Regions from separate parts of the Homo sapiens genome. Here region 1 is linked to region 2. The links are chromatin loops, found by intact Hi-C in ENCODE. Cell type or tissue: mammary epithelial cell. All regions are shown on one strand.

Evidence for each region. Peaks named below come from ENCODE experiments on the same cell type or tissue, not always from the same donor. Only the 100,000 strongest peaks of a DNase experiment are listed, where the experiment ranks them.
Region 1: it touches region 2 in a loop (7-fold over the local background); 3 of 110 quality-filtered maps call a loop at or near these places.

What each region holds. Positions count from the first base shown.
Region 1 is chr18:76,456,969-76,464,968 of GRCh38, forward strand. ZNF516 (zinc finger protein 516) reads right to left here. Exons shown (of 7, transcript NM_014643.4): 2 at 6,060-6,173. Among named protein-coding and RNA genes, the nearest start is that of ZNF516-AS1, 31 kb to the right of the region's middle. RefSeq lists enhancers at 123-624, 625-1,124, 2,537-3,134, 3,135-3,732. In mammary epithelial cell, a CTCF peak has its summit at 3,149; a DNase peak (open chromatin) is centred at 3,083; H3K4me3 peaks cover 168 bases; H3K27ac peaks cover 1,458 bases.
Region 2 is chr18:76,682,790-76,690,789 of GRCh38, forward strand. LINC01879 (long intergenic non-protein coding RNA 1879) reads left to right here and starts at 7,240. Exons shown (of 2, transcript NR_122073.1): 1 at 7,240-8,000. LOC105372212 (a long non-coding RNA gene) reads right to left here and starts at 4,634. Exons shown (of 3, transcript XR_935657.4): 1 at 4,080-4,634; 2 at 3,578-3,690; 3 at 757-1,873. RefSeq lists enhancers at 3,679-4,635, 4,647-5,623. In mammary epithelial cell, CTCF peaks have their summits at 4,112 (motif pointing left) and 7,321; DNase peaks (open chromatin) are centred at 4,252 and 4,642; H3K27ac peaks cover 1,344 bases.

The DNA.
Region 1 (8,000 bases), 230 kb before region 2:
CACCTGTTTTATCTGCAACAGTGGAAGCCACAGAAAGGGAAGACCACAGGCTTCAGATTTGTCATCAGGCTAAATTAAGCTGACAGCACAGGAGAAGGGTTATGCAGCCTGCCAGTAAGACAACACGCAGTGAACAAAAAGACATTCCCTTTTAAGCGTGTGTAGGTATATGTTTATTACACCACATGTATGTGGCAAAGAAAATGATCTACAAATGCTCCTTGCATGTAAGATTCCTTTCTGGAAAGTTCTCAACAAGGAGCTTCAGGATTTATAAACAATTTTAAGCTTTCTCTCCTTCTTAAACTGAACATATCTCCACTTTTGATAAGCAGAGCCATATTTGTTTTCTTTGAGAAGGGCAGTTATCTCAAACTAGTTCTTAAATCCCTTAAGGGAAACTACGTTAACTAAATAAGAAATCTTCCAAAACTAAATCCAAATGCAAAATCATGCTTTAAAGAGGGATGTGGGCGGCGTCTGTAATGCCAGCTCTTTGGGAGGCTGAGGCGGAAGGATCACCTGAGCCCAGGAGTTCAAGACCAGCCTGGGCAAAAATAACAAGATCCCATCTCTATATAAAGATTAAAAAATACAAATTAGCCGAGCGTGGCAGCGCATGCCTGTGGTCCCAGCTACTCAAGAGGCTGAGGCGGGAAGATCCCTGACGCCGGGGAGGTCGAGGCTGCAGTGAGCCATGATCATGCCACTGCACTCCATCCTAGGTGACTGACTCACATCCTGTCTCAAAATAAAAATAAAAAAGAGTGATATGGGGGCAACTCCCACCACTGACTTGGGTCTCAGGGACAGAAGGGTGCCAGAAATAATCAACATTTTTTTAAACCCAAGGAGGTTCCCTTTGTAAGAACATGTCGATCCAGTCTTGGAATCTAGCAGGAAAATTCCTTTCCATGCCACTCTCTGAAAGACAGCTCACTAGGACACAAATGGAAAATACTCTTTTACTTCTGCAGAGATAAGCTTCTTCTCACCTTCAAGGCCCAATGTACTTTGCAGCTACTTATTTGCAATGATATCCACCTCGGCTGGATACGTTTGCCTCACACATCAGGCGCACCATGGTTTTAAATACGCAGAGGGCCATTTTTCTCCTGACACTTCAATGCCATCATTTACTTAGCTAATAAGTGCCACGGTAGGTCCTCAGTTAACATCATCTATAGCTTCTTGGAAACTGTAACTTGATGCGAAATGACAAACAGAAATCCTTGATAAAGTCTTTTTGTTTTAAAGCTGATGTGGAAAGGAAACATGAGTTTCATTTTACGTCCTTTCACTTAAAGTTGCAGTTTCCAAAACCCTACAGACAGCACTGTGGACCCGCAGTGCATGGAGCTCCAATTCCTGACGGGCCCAAGTCCTCACAAAAAGGTGCTTTGCAAGGAAAATTATGAAAAAGAAAACGTCAGTGGGGTGGAGTTAAAAGGTTCCTATTTTCAAATACTCTTGCGCTTCTCTCCCAAGCAAGCATCCTGCACAAGGCTCGCTCTCCCTCCCAACACAGATGTTTCGGGGGGCATTTTCTAGACAGGTACGAAGGGAATCCCGTCCCTGAGAGGACCAAGGGCACAGGAGTAGTGCTCGGGACCCTCAGGACGGGGCATGCACTGTGGGCAACGCCAGGCCTCACCGTCGTGCGTGTGCATGCCTCACCGTCGTGCGTGTGCGTGCCTCACCGTCGTGTGTGCGTGCCTCACCGTCGTGTGTGCGTGCCTCACCGTCGTGCGTGTGCATGCCTGTAGGCAATGCCAGGCCTCACCGTCGTGCGTGTGTGTGCCTCGTGTGCGTGCCTCACCGTCGTGCGTGTGCGTGCCTCACCGTCGTGCGTGTGCGTGCCTCACCGTTGTGTGTGTGCATGCCTGTAGGCAATGCCAGGCCTCACCGTCGTGTGTGTGCGTGCCTGTGTGTAAAGGTTAGAGTGTGTGACAGTGAGTGTGGAAGCAGCTGGGTGAACATGAGAGAGACTGAGTGTCATGTGTGAGCATGTGCTAGTGTGCCCGAGGGTGTGTGTGTGTGTCTGAGAGAGCACATGTGTGTGATCTCTTAACCTACATAAAAGCACTCATTCAAATACCCTACCTGGAGGCAAACACGCATGTCCACTTCCAACAATCTACCAGCAACACTCGTGCCCATGTGCCTGGATTACCAGCTTCGCACAGAGCCAGACGCTGCAGCAGTAACGGGGCGCCGGGCCCACCTGCTGCCCCTCTCCTGTGCATAGGGCGCTCTCTCCCTGCCCCGAGCTTCGGCTTCTCCTCCATGCACGGTCACTGCTGGAGGCACACTGGACCCAGTGCCAGCTCGGGAAATCCTGGGCCGGTGACAGCCCTGACCCGTGGCCACCATCCACTCAACATCATTGAGCCCTCCCACAGGCACCCAAGCTCTCTGAGGACAGCCGTCCTAGCTTCCTTCGTGGGAGAAAACTCTGGCCCTCCACTGCCGGCCAGGGAGGCCTCGCGTGCCAAGCTGGCCCTGAGCTCAGCCCAGGATTTGTGCCATTCAGGACGTGGCGGCCGTGTGCACCCCATCGGGCACCGCGTCGCCTCCCTCGGAATGTATTCCAGCACTGTCTGCCATGATGCCAACAGCAACACTTCTCAACACCAAGCCTTTAAATGTCCAGCAGCTCCACAGCCCGAGTCAGAGTGGCCCAGCCTCCCCTGGACCTGATGCGGGGCTTCAGGAAGTGGCAGGGCAGGAGGTAGAACCGGAAGCCTCACGCTACACCAGGCACTGCTCCTGGAGCACAGTGGGTATCCCATCACAACGCGGGAGGATTCAGGGCCAACTGCAGGCCCCCGGAGACGAGGTTAGACGGTGGCAGGCAGGCTAAGAACAGGCGATCCGGCAGGCACAAGAAGGAACATACTGATGATAAGGAAACGCCGGGTGGGGTCTTTACGTAGGCAGCCTCCTTGGCATCGGGCAGGTCTGTCTCACCAGTCCCAAATAATGAATCATGTCCACTGCACTAGAATGCAGTCTTTTAACCACTATCAACATACGCCAAGGAATGCTTCCACTAACAAATGGGAAGAATGCCCAGAAAACACCGCACTGCATTTCTGGACCAGGACTCGTTCTGTTGGAATGTGCCTACCAAACACAGCAAGGGGCGACACTCACCCGAAGGTTGAAACATGCGGAACTCCGATGACTCCTAGTGCTGTTAGCAATCATAAATCCTCATCCTGGCACAGAGCACAGGAGGCACCTCTGCCTGCACTCACCGTCCAGGGCCCTCCTCCGTCTCTGCGATGCCACCCTCATTTCACAGACGAGGACGCTGAGGGTCAAAGCTGTGAGCCACATCCCTCGACAAGGCTGTGAGCCCATTCCCTGTCTTCCTGCCTCCCTGTTACCACCTTCCAGGCCCCCGCTCTCTGGTGCCTGGAATGAGCATTCTGGAGTTGTCAGAACATTCCTTGACCTTCCAATAAAAGGGGTACAATCTAAATACAAAGTAACATCCGGGGCTACAAAAGCGACCACTGTGGCCATCACCTATGAACCTCTAAGACCCCAAATCAACACAAAGCAAGAGGCCACACCATCCTGAGCAGCTGGCAAGTCGGCCACTGACCAGTAAAAAAACTGGGAGGAAGGTGGCTGATCGATCCTGTTTTCCTCCCTTTTTCAACGAGCCCAGTTGCTCATGAAAGACAAGTAGACAGCTCTACTCTGCTTCTGTTCAGGGCTAGAGAGGTTCTGGAATTGTGCAAGTCATGTCAGAGCACACCCCGAGAGAGAGATCACTTGCAAAAAGCTACAGTGAAAATAAGAATCAAAACTCCCAAACCGGAGAAGCCATGCCACATGATCGCCTCGCTTGTTCATGGCGGGTAATTACTTAACCCTTTGTTTTTCCAGAAGTAATAGAAGGGCCTTTTTAAACAACATACTGCCCGCCACGGTGGCTCACGCCTGTAATCCCAGGACTTTAGGAACCCGAGGCAAGTGGATCAATTGAGGTCAGGGAGACCAGCCTGGCCAACACGGTGAAACCTCATCTCTACTAAAACTACAAAAAAAAATTAGCCGGGCGTGGTGGCGCATGCCTGTAATCCCAGCTACTTGGGAGGCTGAGGCAGGACAATCGCTTGAACCCGGGAGCCGGAGGTTGCAGTGAGCTGAGATCATGCCACTGCACTCCAACCTGGGCGACAGAGCCTGACTCCATCTCAAAAAATAAATAAATAAATAAAAATAACAACATACTGAACGGGGCTGACTTATCTGCCTAAACCAAGCTCCTCCTGGACACTCCGTCATCACTGCACACTGACCATGTAATGGTGAGGCCAGTGTCTCGTCTAACAGAACACCGATCACCATGGCCGCAACAGGCACTGTGAAAAACATGTTGGCTTCCTCCGAGCCCTGTGGCACATGCCACTTCCCCACCCTCTGCTGCCTCCCTGACCAAGAGGGCCCAGGGGACCAGCGTCTCCACACACCTGGGACCAACCTGTTGGGCTACACCACTTGAGAAGCCCTGGATCACCCTATTTAATGTGGCCTTTAGAGGAAATTTGGGGGTGGAAGGAGTCATTTGTCACCTATAACTTCTGCAATTGTCAGAAATTCATTTATAGGACACAAACGTTTTGCAATCTTGCCATCCAAACGTAAAATCAGAAAACATACATCGGGTGCTTAAAATGGGCGCCTGGCACACAGTGGGCGCTTGACAAATTCAAGATCCCTTCCTCTTCAGGTCTCCATCCAAGATTCAGCAGTACCGAAAATATGCAGGGACCGCACGGGAACCAGCTTGAGGCTTGTCGCCAACAGGCGAGGGGCCCAGGTCTCATCAGATGGTCAACAGGTATCCCCCGAGTGCCCGCCATGGGCCGGACCAGCTAGCAGGCGAGAAACCCTGGGCAGCCTCACCTGGATGGGAAGGGTGCGGCGTCCAGCCCTGCAGGCGTGTGGTATGTGGGGAAACCGCTCCGCCCTCCTCCTGTGACTCTGTGGGGATGATCTTGCCCAAGCCCGGATATCAAGCGTGCGGGCCCTGGCTCCCACCCTTCCCACATCCGGTTACCTTTTAAATTAATATGACATTTTGTATATTCTTCCAGCATCTACCTTTTTTTCAAAGTGTTTCTGCCACAGAAGCGTGTTTCCAGCCTCCGCCGATGAGCGCTGGTGACCATGCCCACGGGACACACTTCCACGCCAGAGGCCACCCCATCACAGTGGGGAGCGGGCAGGACTTGCACCAGCAGCTCCAGATTTGCAAAACTCAGAGACGGCTTTGTAGGAATCCCAAGAAAACCACTTCACTACTTTAATCAAATGATGACCCAATCGATTACTGAAGAACAACACAAGACAGTTCACACCACATCTTCCTGTTCCCACAAGGGACCTACAGTCCAACACAGGCACTCCTCCAACGCCCCTTTAGTTTAGAAACATCGCCGTCAGGGCAGGTCTCAGCAGAGAGATTAGCGGTCCACCTCATTAAAGACCTGCCTGGTAACAACCGAAACCTGCCCCCGTGCGGACGCAGATGAAGCCTGCACCACACAATTCCATCACTGCGTTAGGCAGCTCTGCTCCGGCACCTCCCAGAAGAGAAGAGAGCTGTCTGCCCAAAAACATCGCCCAACTGTAATAAGCTGTGCAAACTTGGGCAAGAAAAGAAAGTGGGTCTTACTCATATGCAAGCTAATATCCTCGAGCCAATAGTTTTCCAGATCATAAAAAGGAATGGACCCCCCACCCCAGGAGCACCAAGTTCTACGATCAGCTTACACTGGCTGTTTTTCAGCAGAAAACCTCATTCACACTGTGATCCCTATGTCCTCATCAAAGTAGCCCACAGAGGCGGCTTCCCAGTTATGTGCTCTGGTTTAATTATTTTTCTTCTATTTACCATCATTTTACATTTTTCTAGCTATGCCAAGAAAAGCGACCCTACACCATAAAGTAATAACTGTTGTTTTAAGCTTGATTGAAATTCCAGGTTTGTGAAACAGAAGTCAGACGGATTGACAGGAAGGTGATCCAACTGCACCTACCTGGGCTTTCCTGGGAATGTGGAAATGCAATGACAACGCTCCCAGTTGGATGCTGGTACTCTCAGCTAAAAGTGTTCAGAGAAGGACCGAACTCCACTCGGCCTCTCTCAGATTCTGAAATGAGGAAAAGTTTAGTATTCATCTAATTATGTTTTTAAGAACCATTTGCCACTGCTTCTCTTTAAGAAAAATTAAAACAATGCCCAAGGACGTTTTGGGGCTACCGTAGGTATTTTCAGAATGAATTAAATCACCCCAAGTGGGGCTGCTGGGAAAATCCCACACAGTGTGGTTTCTAATAGGACTTCCCACATCTGTGAGGGGCAGCCAGGAGCAGGAGAAGCATTCAACAGTCACAGCACAAACGCAGCAGCGAAGGTAACCAGGACGCCGCCTAACTGTAGCAGCGGAACAATCTGCATTTAGTTGTCAATCCAGCCTATCAAAATGTCACCAGGGAACACCTGCTATGCATATGCCCTGAGCTCCTGGCATGGACTGCGCTTGGTGTGCGCATCACACTGCCGACCGCCAGAAATGCCAGGCCCCTGGGTGGCTCTCGCTCTTCTTGGGGATGGGTCTGTGGGGCGCCACCTACTCACCTCCTCCGCAGCATCTGCGTTTACAAAACACACTAGGGTACTAGGGAGCCAGTCTGTGACCGCAACGCAGACGTGCCCACTGAAATCGGTGTCCCACTTATACCTGGGACCACGGAATCCCCAGATGTTTCAGGGTGTGGCACAGCTCTCACTAGACTTGAAAGTCATTCCAAAGCGATTTGACAGCAAGCTTTAAAACAGACACTAGCAAAGTATTCATAATAAACTATTCCCACTGCCTGAGCAATAAGCAGTGCTCGAAAGCTTATGTTCTCAGTCCTGAACTACACACACTTTTCAAAAGGAAAAAAGACAGAAGAAGATCCACCGAAACAAGATCTCCCCATCACTTCCCGTTCTTTACGGCACCACGCCATGTTTCTCCATCTACAGTCTCAGAAGTGGGACTCAAGGCCGGGCGCGGGTGCTCACACCTGTCATCCCGGCACTTTGGGAGGCTGAGGTGGGTGGATCACTTGAGGTCAGGAGTTCAAGACCAGCCTGGCCAACATGGTAAAACCCCGTCTGTACTAAAAATACAAAAAAAAATTTTAGTACTTTAAAAATTTTTAATGTACTAAAGGTACATTAAAAACGTGGCACGTGGTGGCGTGTGCCTGTAGTCCCAGTCACTCGGGAGGCTGAGGTAGAAGAATCGCTTGAACCCAGGAGGTGCAGGTTGCAGTGAGTCGAGATCATACCACTGCACTCCAGGCTGGGCGACAGAGTGAGACTCAGTCTCAAAAACAGAAAGTGGGACTCACACATAGCTTGGCATGACTGGGGCCTTTGCTGTCTCAAGCTGGCATTCAGAAATCTCAGAACCATCACTGGGAAACCCCAAGAGTCATGGAGACAAAGGTGCAGAGCCCCCAGACCTATGTGGAAAGGCAGGGTGATGCGCAGTGATAGGGGACAGTGGCTCCTGGACTTGCAGGGCCTCCCTGGCACCCCCAGCCTGGCCATTTCAGATGGGGACAGTGGCCTCCTGGACTTGCAGGGCCTCTCTGGCACCCCCAGCCTTGTCATTTCAGACGGGGACAGTGGCCTCCTGGACTTGCAAGGCCTCCCTGGCACCCCCAGCCTGGCCATTTCAGATGGGGACAGTGGCCTCCTGGACTTGCAGGGCCTCTCTGGCACCCCAGCCTGGCCATCTCACTTATGGAAAGGTTAAAAAGTCTCCTTTTTTTCATGATTTAGTCAAGGCATCTTTTGAAGGGTGGGGGATGTATCATGGGAGCCTTACGCAGTTGGAGGAGCCCAAGTGGGAATGGATGCTAGAGCCCCAGTATCTTTAGTGATGCGGAGAAACTACTGGAATGCGACCCCAGGGATACAG
Region 2 (8,000 bases):
TCAGCCTCCCAAAGTATTGGGATTACAGGCTTGAGCCACTGCACCCAGCTCCAGCCCATTTTTTTGAGACAGGATCTCCTTCTGTCGCCCAGGCTGGAGTGCCCTGTCTAGATCTTGGCTCACTGCAGCCTCAACCTCCTAGGCTCAAGCGATCCTCCCACCTCAGCCTCCCAAGTAGCTAGGACTACAGGCGGGCACCAGCACTCCCGACTAATTTTTCTTTTTCTATTTTTAGTAGAGATGGGGTTTCATCATGTTTCCCAGGCTGGTCTTGAACTCCTGGACTCAAGCGATCTGCCTGTCTTGGCCTCCCAAAGTGCTGGGATTACAGGCCTGAGCCACCGCACCCGGCCTCGTTTTTAATTCTCACAATTCTCAAGGATAGTCGCGAGAGGCCTCAGTGTTTCCGTTTGACCAAGGAGACATACTGAGAAAAATCCAGTGGCTTTTCACATAGATCACGGTGCAGGTCCTTTGCCCTGGCACCTTAATCAGGAAAAGGAGCCCCTAGTGAGCCCTGGTTTCCTCATTTATAACGTTGGAAAAATAACAGTATCTACTGCATAGCATTGATTTGAGAGCTAAAACCAGATAATTTATGTATGGTGCTTAAACACAGTGTCTACAATTAGCAAGGGCTCAGTAAGAAGGAGCCAATATTAATATTATTAACATCATAATTTAAGAGGAAAAAATTCAAAGTGTGGTCCATGCCTATATTTCAGTTTTATGCAGCTATTTAAAATGGTGTTTACATTTTGTGTTTACAAAATTGTTTAATGCATGAGGAAATTTTTATGTTGTTAAATTTTTTCAAGTTTCCGAAATCATATATACTGTATGATTTCAATTATGCTTTAAAAAAAACCAGTAATAAAAACACAGGAGGAAATATGACAAAATATCAACAGTGGGCATATCTGGGTAATGAGATTGTGCGTAACTATTTTTCTACTTCTCTCTCCTTCAATCTACTTCCCAAGGAGCAGATAACTGTCTCTATAATTATAAATACAATAAATCAAAATGTAAGTAAAGTCGAATATGCACTAATCGAGCTTTGTTTTCCCATATGGTAGTGGTCCCCATCCCGGGCTGCACGTGAGGATCCCCCAGGAGCTTGTTCTCACCCAGGTTGCGGCTGCCCCCTGACCAGTGTCATCACCGGCAGGTGCCATCGACAGTCTGATGAGAAACAGCTGACAATTTTGATTCAGAATCTGAAAGTGGCTCACTGGTGTTATCAATACACACAGGATCGCTTTCATTTTAAAGTCACAAACAGAGAGTCAGTGCAGCTACAGGATTAGAGCTGACTGGCTGAGTGCTTTGTCATCTGAATTATCAGGACCTGGAGAGCAGGGGAGGCTCCCAGTGGGTGTGGATCTCAGCGCTGGCTGCCCTTTCTCCCCATTTTCACCTGTTTCGCCATTGCTCTCAGTTGCCACCCTGGCTCTAAGAAGCGGGGTCGAGAAAGAGCCACTGAGGAAACTGAAGAGGCCACGAGTCGATTCTGTGCCCAGCTCAGACTGTGGCTGATGCGCAGAGGCACGTGGGCTCTTGGAGGGTGGGGATGAGCTGGGCAGCCCCACGGCTCCTCCTGGCAGGGCCCCCATGCTGCGCGTCTGTGGGCTCTTGGAGGGTGGGGATGAGCTGGGCAGCCGCACGGCTCCTCCTGGCAGATCCCCCATGCTGCGCGTCTGTGGGTTCCACGGCAGCCAGTTCCAGGCACAGGGCATTCTTGGTGCACTTGTCAGGTGATTGACTCCGTGCAGCGATCTCCACGGGTCCTTTTGAGGATGATGCCGAGAATCTCTGTTTTACTCCTGGGAACACAGCAGCTGCCAAGGTTGGACATCACTCTTCCTAACACCTGGGAGATAGATAAGGAGTGCTTTAAATGAAGCTTCAAATGTTTCTAGTGGTTCAAGAGGGGCCCTGAATGTGTGGATCCTCCAAGCTCCCCTTCTCTCTGCACTTGGCTGTGTTGTCATTCACAGCCCAGCAACTCACCTTACAGAGGTTAGGAGGGAGAGGAGGCTACACATCTGCGTATTAATTCATAGAAAGCCTTGACCCCATCAGTGCCAAGTCCCAGCATGTTGTTGAACCACTTACATCAAGACAAGGCATTTGTGCTGCATCAACTCAGCAGTGATTGGCAGAGTCCTGTATTCATCATTCCTCCCGGTGTCGTCCTTTTAAAAATAATCTACAGGTGAGCAAATCATGAAAGTGTGCCAAACTGGTAGGCTTTTCTTTTTCTTTTTTATTATTTATTTATTTATTTATTTATTTTGAGATGGAGTATCGCTCTGTCGCCCAGGCTGGAGTGCAGTGGCACAATCTTGGCTCACTGCAACCTCTGCCTCCCGGGTTCAAGCAGTTCTTCTGCCTCAGCCTCCCGAGTAGCTGGGACTACAGGTGCCCACCACCATGCCCAGCTAATTTTTTTCGTGTGTGTGTATTTTTAGTAGAGACGGGATTTCACTGTGCTAGTCAGGATGGTCTCAATCTCCTGACCTCATGATCCGCCTGCCTCGGCCTCCCAAAGTGCTGGGATTACAGGCGTGAGCCACCGCACCCGGCCAGCTTTTCTTTTTCTATGAGTTTGTGGTTTTCTGCCAGGACATCCCATCAGTTTGGAATAAATGAACACATCCCTTAGCCCTGCATTTACAGACCCCACCCCCATCACTCAAGTCCCCATATCCCCTCTCCAGATCTGTATCCACAAAGCACCACGCTGAGATCGCCTGACTGCGCTGCCTTTGACCTTCCAGGCATCAGCGTTCCCAGGAAGGGAGTGGCTCCAGGCCCCTGTGGGAGAGTTGCAAAAGGTGGCGCACACTTGGTTTTCCAGGGTTAGACCCCCTGTATGAGTCTGAGAGCCCGACAAGCCCAACTATGGCTTTGAAATTCATCATGGGGTCATTTTCTGTATTTAAAATAAAACTGGAGAAAATGAGATTTCAATCCCATTTTGAAAATGTTTGTGCCGAGACAGCAAACAGCAAAATGGAGCTTTCTTGCCAGCGAAGAAGAGCACACCTGCATCACCTTTAAGGAGAAACGGGCACAGCCGTGCCCTTGCTCTCTGGGAGTCCCCATGCAGACTGGTGGAGGTGCTTGGAGCACCTGTCAGAGGGCTGGTGTCCAAGAGCCAGGGGGGTCCCTACCCAGCTCCACTCACCCCCACCACCCGCAACAGACAAACTGCGTGAGGCTTGGTTTCTCTGCCTGTGAATGGGGACCACTCCAGGGACACAGTCCTCATCCACACTGCCCGCCGGCACCCAGGCTCAAGGTGCTGGGGAATGTGTGGCCCTTCCTTCCCTCTGCCCCCGCAGGTGTGGCCACCAGTGCTGCACAGGCCTCTCAGCCATCCCGCTGTTGTCCTTTTGCTTTTAGTTTTGGAATCTGGTCCTTGGGGTTGCTGGGTTTTGTTTTGCTTTTGGGATGTCAAGCAAGCATTGGCTATGATCTCCAGAGTTCAGATGGTCCCCTAAGATGGATGCAATCCCTAAAAATAAGGTGATGATCCCTACACATATTTATGACCATTTTAAGGACTCACACGTGGTTCTCTGGGCAGACTCTGTGCTGCACCCTGGCCTGTCAGAAGTGCCTTTTCAGCAGGCGACTATCATCCTGCATGTCCTGCCCCTCGACCGGTCACCCAGCAATGCTCTGTTGTCAAAAAAAAAAGACGAAGATTAATCAAAGTGTTGCCTTCTTCCTACTTTTCTTTTTTCTTTTTCTTTCTTTCTTTCATTTATTTTTTTTTTTGAGAGAGGGTGTTGCTCTGCACCCAGGCTGGAGCCTCGAGTGATCTTCCCACCTCAGCCTTCCAGTAGCTGGGACCACAGGCGCACACCGCCGCAGCCGGTTAATTGTATTTTTTTGTAGAGACAGGGTCTTGCTCTATTACCAAGGCTGGTCTCAAACGCCTGGCCTCAGGCGATCCTCCTGCCCCAGCCTCCCAAAGTGCTGGGATTCCACGCGTGAGCCACTGCACCCGGCCCTTCCTACTTTTCCACGGCTGGCCCCAGGGGTGAGCACGCTGTTGCTCTGTGTACCTTTAAAGACTGTTTTCCAAAAAGTGGCTGCCATCTCCTGGGAGCCCGTGAAATTGCACGATCTGGAGTCAGCCAAGCCTTTAGTAACCGATTGTTTTGTTTCTTCCTCTTCAAAATGTGCAGGTTATTCCAGGGCCATGTATCAATTTTGTAGGTCAGAGTGACCCAGATCCAATCCTTACAGCACCAAGGCAACAATATCAGGGCCCTGGGTCCCTCCCTTGGCCTACAAATAAGAGTAATAAAGGAATTGACGTCAACAGATCTTTGTCATGATAAGTTACTGTGTTACAGGGATGCAAATTTCACAGCTACAGATCCTGTCAAAGTTGCTTCTAAGCCCAAGCTCTGGGTGTTGCAACTATGGTTTCATTATCCTAAAAAAAAAAAAAAAAAAGGAAATACTTAAAGATACTTTTAAAACTTGGTTTAGGTCGAATGCCTTAAAAAACAGCTTTCCTTTCAGGCCCCAAAGCTTGAGATTCTAAGCTGGAGAGTCAGCAAAGAGTGCCCAGAGACTTGGTTCTCCCGGAACCTCCGCCCCCTCTCCCACCCAGTGAGGGCCATCAGGTGAGAATGATTCATTTCTCACTTGAATAGACCCTTTAAATAAAGATGAGTCATTTTTCTGAGAATAAGTCCTTGACATCAAATTGTACAATCTGTTGCCTTTCTAAACACCTCAGTTTAAGGGAAGCAGAATGACTTCAATATCAGGGTTTGTAACAGGCACACAGAAGGGGCAGGGGGTGGGGCCTGGGGGAGGACTGAAGACCCTTTGGTGAGTTTCAGGAGGTAAATAATGACTTACCAGAACGACAGCATGGCTGCCTTCCCTGTGAAAAGCCAGTGTTGAAACATGAGTGTTTGTTCATCTGCAGCCTTGGGCTGTGGTGTCTGCAGTGTTTAATAAGTCATTTTTAATTAGCTTCCATCCACCGTGGTGCGTGGCTGGCTGTCTTCGCACAGCTCTCCGGGGCTGTCTCCAGGAGGCCCTATTTTATTGGCCATTGATGCCATGTCTGCTCAGAGATACAATCAGAAAATATGATTGGTGTTCCCGCATGACACACAGGAGGAGGCACGGATGGCATTACACAAACGGCCCAACAGGCCGGGCGCGGTGGCTCACGCCTGTAATCCCAGCACTTTGGGAGGCCATGGGGGGCGGAAGACCTGAGCCTGGGCAATATAGCAAAACACCGTCTCTATAAAAAATACAAAAATTAGCCAGGTGTGGGGATGTGTGCCTGTAGTCTCAGCTGCTTGGGAGGCTAAGGTGGGAGGATCACCTGAGCCCGGGAGATTGAGGCTGCAGTGAGCCAAGATCATGCCACTGCACTCTAGCCTGGGCAACAGAGCAAGACCCTGTCTCAAAAAAAAGCAGCCCAGCAGGTGACAGGGTGAGCATGGTGGGATTTATCATGAGCAGTACCCTGACCTGTCCGAGGGCACAGCATACCATTATCTAAATGACCAAGGTCCGGAAACTCTTTCGTTCCTGACTTTTCAGTGGTTAGAAGGTGCCAGAGACCAGCTACCTAAGAAGGGAACTGGCCAATTCCCAGGAGGAAAATACTGCCTGCCACTGCACTCAATTGGGGCAGCCATGGCTGAACAAAGCAGGAAGGAGCTGATGGGCGTGAAAAAGGACTGGACTGGAAGTGAGGACCCCAGCTGTCCAGCACATTTCTCAGGGAAGACTCACATGGCACAGCCCAATGCTGGTGTTCTTGTCAAGTGAAGAGTGGGAGTGTCCCGCAGCCCCGGGAGAATAATCTACTTGAGTCCCTGTTTTAAGGGGCATTACTGAGGGGATTCTGCTCCCTGAGCTCCTAGAGGTCTGAGAGCAAAACCATGCAGTGTTGTGTTTGCATTCACAGAGAGCAGGGAATAGAAATGTCTGTCTGCCTTCCCCTCACCCCAAAACCAGAATGCCATCCTCCTAGTGTGTCTGCTGCACTCATGGCAGCAGGAGGAGCAGAAGCAGCCGGGGGTGCTGCTGAGCCCCCACTCCTCCCCACCTCCCCGCACCCGTCCACCTGCAGCAGGGATGGCATGGAAAACCCGACATTTCATAAAGATTCAGCAAGGTCCTGTCAAAGCCCAGGGGAAGCCATATTCAGGGAGGGGGTCAATGTCTGGGAGGAATACAATTCCCAAAAGAGACTGAGAGTGAAGCCTGTGGGTCGGAGGGTGAATGAGAGAGGCTGGCGTATTTGGGAATCAAAGGTGTCAAGGTTTCTTGAGGCTCCTGTCCCTGTCTGTCTGCTTCCTTTCTCTCCGTTCCACCTCTTAGCCCCTGTGAGCAGAGACAGCTGGGGCCCCAGGCTGGTATGATGAGCAAGGGTATAGTTCCCTTCCCTGGGTGCCTTGTCCATTCATGTGTGTGCGTGCACTCCGGAGCTCCTCACCACCCAACCCTCTCTCCTCGTGGTTTTCCCAGTGTGGAGATTAGCCCTCGCCACTGACACGCTGAATAATGCCTTCCTGCCCACCCTCTCCAGGTCGCCTCCTCCCCACGTGAAGCCACTCCCCAAGGGCTCATCTTTGAAAGACTTTTTAAGGTGCACGTGTCATTTTCACATTTGCTCACATTGCACAAAGACCTAGTTGAGGAAACGAAAACTGCTATGATTTATGCTAATGAGATGAATTGCATTCCAAATGTATCTCAACCAGAACACACTTCGCAGTAACACGCATGAAAAGGAAACGTGTTCTATCTAGGAATCCCTGTGTTATTTCACTGATCTGCATGTTGTACCCGAGGGCATCTAGCAATGTGCTAATACCTAATTCAGGAAATCTGGATTGAACATGGGCACCTGTGAAGAAGTGGAAACGGCAGTGGAGCTAAGACATACAGCAAAGAGAGCCTGTTTTGTTATAAACAGCTAAATCTGGAAGTCAATGTTTTGTGTTTCTTGCAGAAGTCATACTTTTATCCTGTCATTATGCAAAAGTGCTGATTCATGTTTAGTGCCACAAAATCTACCTTTAAAGTGGAATATTTTGAAAGGTTGTGTTAAAATGACTCTCAAATCTCTTCCAAAAACTAGCTGCTAAGCAGGAGTTCTCAAGGTAGAAGTTGGAATTACCCAACCACCACCCTGATGGGATGCTCTCTGAATGCAGATGGAAACGATGACTTAACTGCAGCTTCGGATGCATCAGACACAAACGCTGGATAAAGCTGCTCATTCACATAAAGCACCACCTGCTGCCGCTACCTGGAATATCCACACTGGATAACTCGAAGCTTGGTGGAAACAGAGGTTGGAAAAAGCAGAAAATAAAACAAAGGGATGGAAGATGGGTGCTCTGAATTCCATTTCCTTAGAAACCAACAAGAGCTCCTTCAGTATGTCGTGGACACCTTCAGTTGAGCACAGCTCAGGCACCGCAAGGACACTCCGCTCATGTAAGTTGGCCTTAGTAGGTTTTTCTTCCATGAGTGAATTTCTATTCAGAGCAAGTAAAACACAGCCTGTGACACTGTTTGTCCCGAATGTCAACAGCGCTCTCTGTGATCAGCCCGTTGTACGAGGTGTTGGAATACATGAACAACGCAAACGGAATATCTCGTCTCTCATTTCTGTCTTTAATCATTGGCTGCCTCCACTCCAGTTACACCTGGGCCGTGCTCTGATCTGCAGGTTTAACTCCAGGGGAAACTTCACCTGTTTGATGACAGCCGTCAAGTGAACCAGATGTTACCTCTAGTAAGAAAGGATGGGCAGGTAGAGTGTGATGTCTGGGGTGCTCCTGACTCAGGGCGGCCTCCCTGGCTCCCCTCACCCAGTTGGACCTGGGTGCCCTTGTCCTACTCTTCTATAGCATCCTTGGCTTTTCCTTCATGGTGCCCATCACACATTCCAGCGAGACACGGATTTGTGGGATTATTTGCACCGGGTGAAG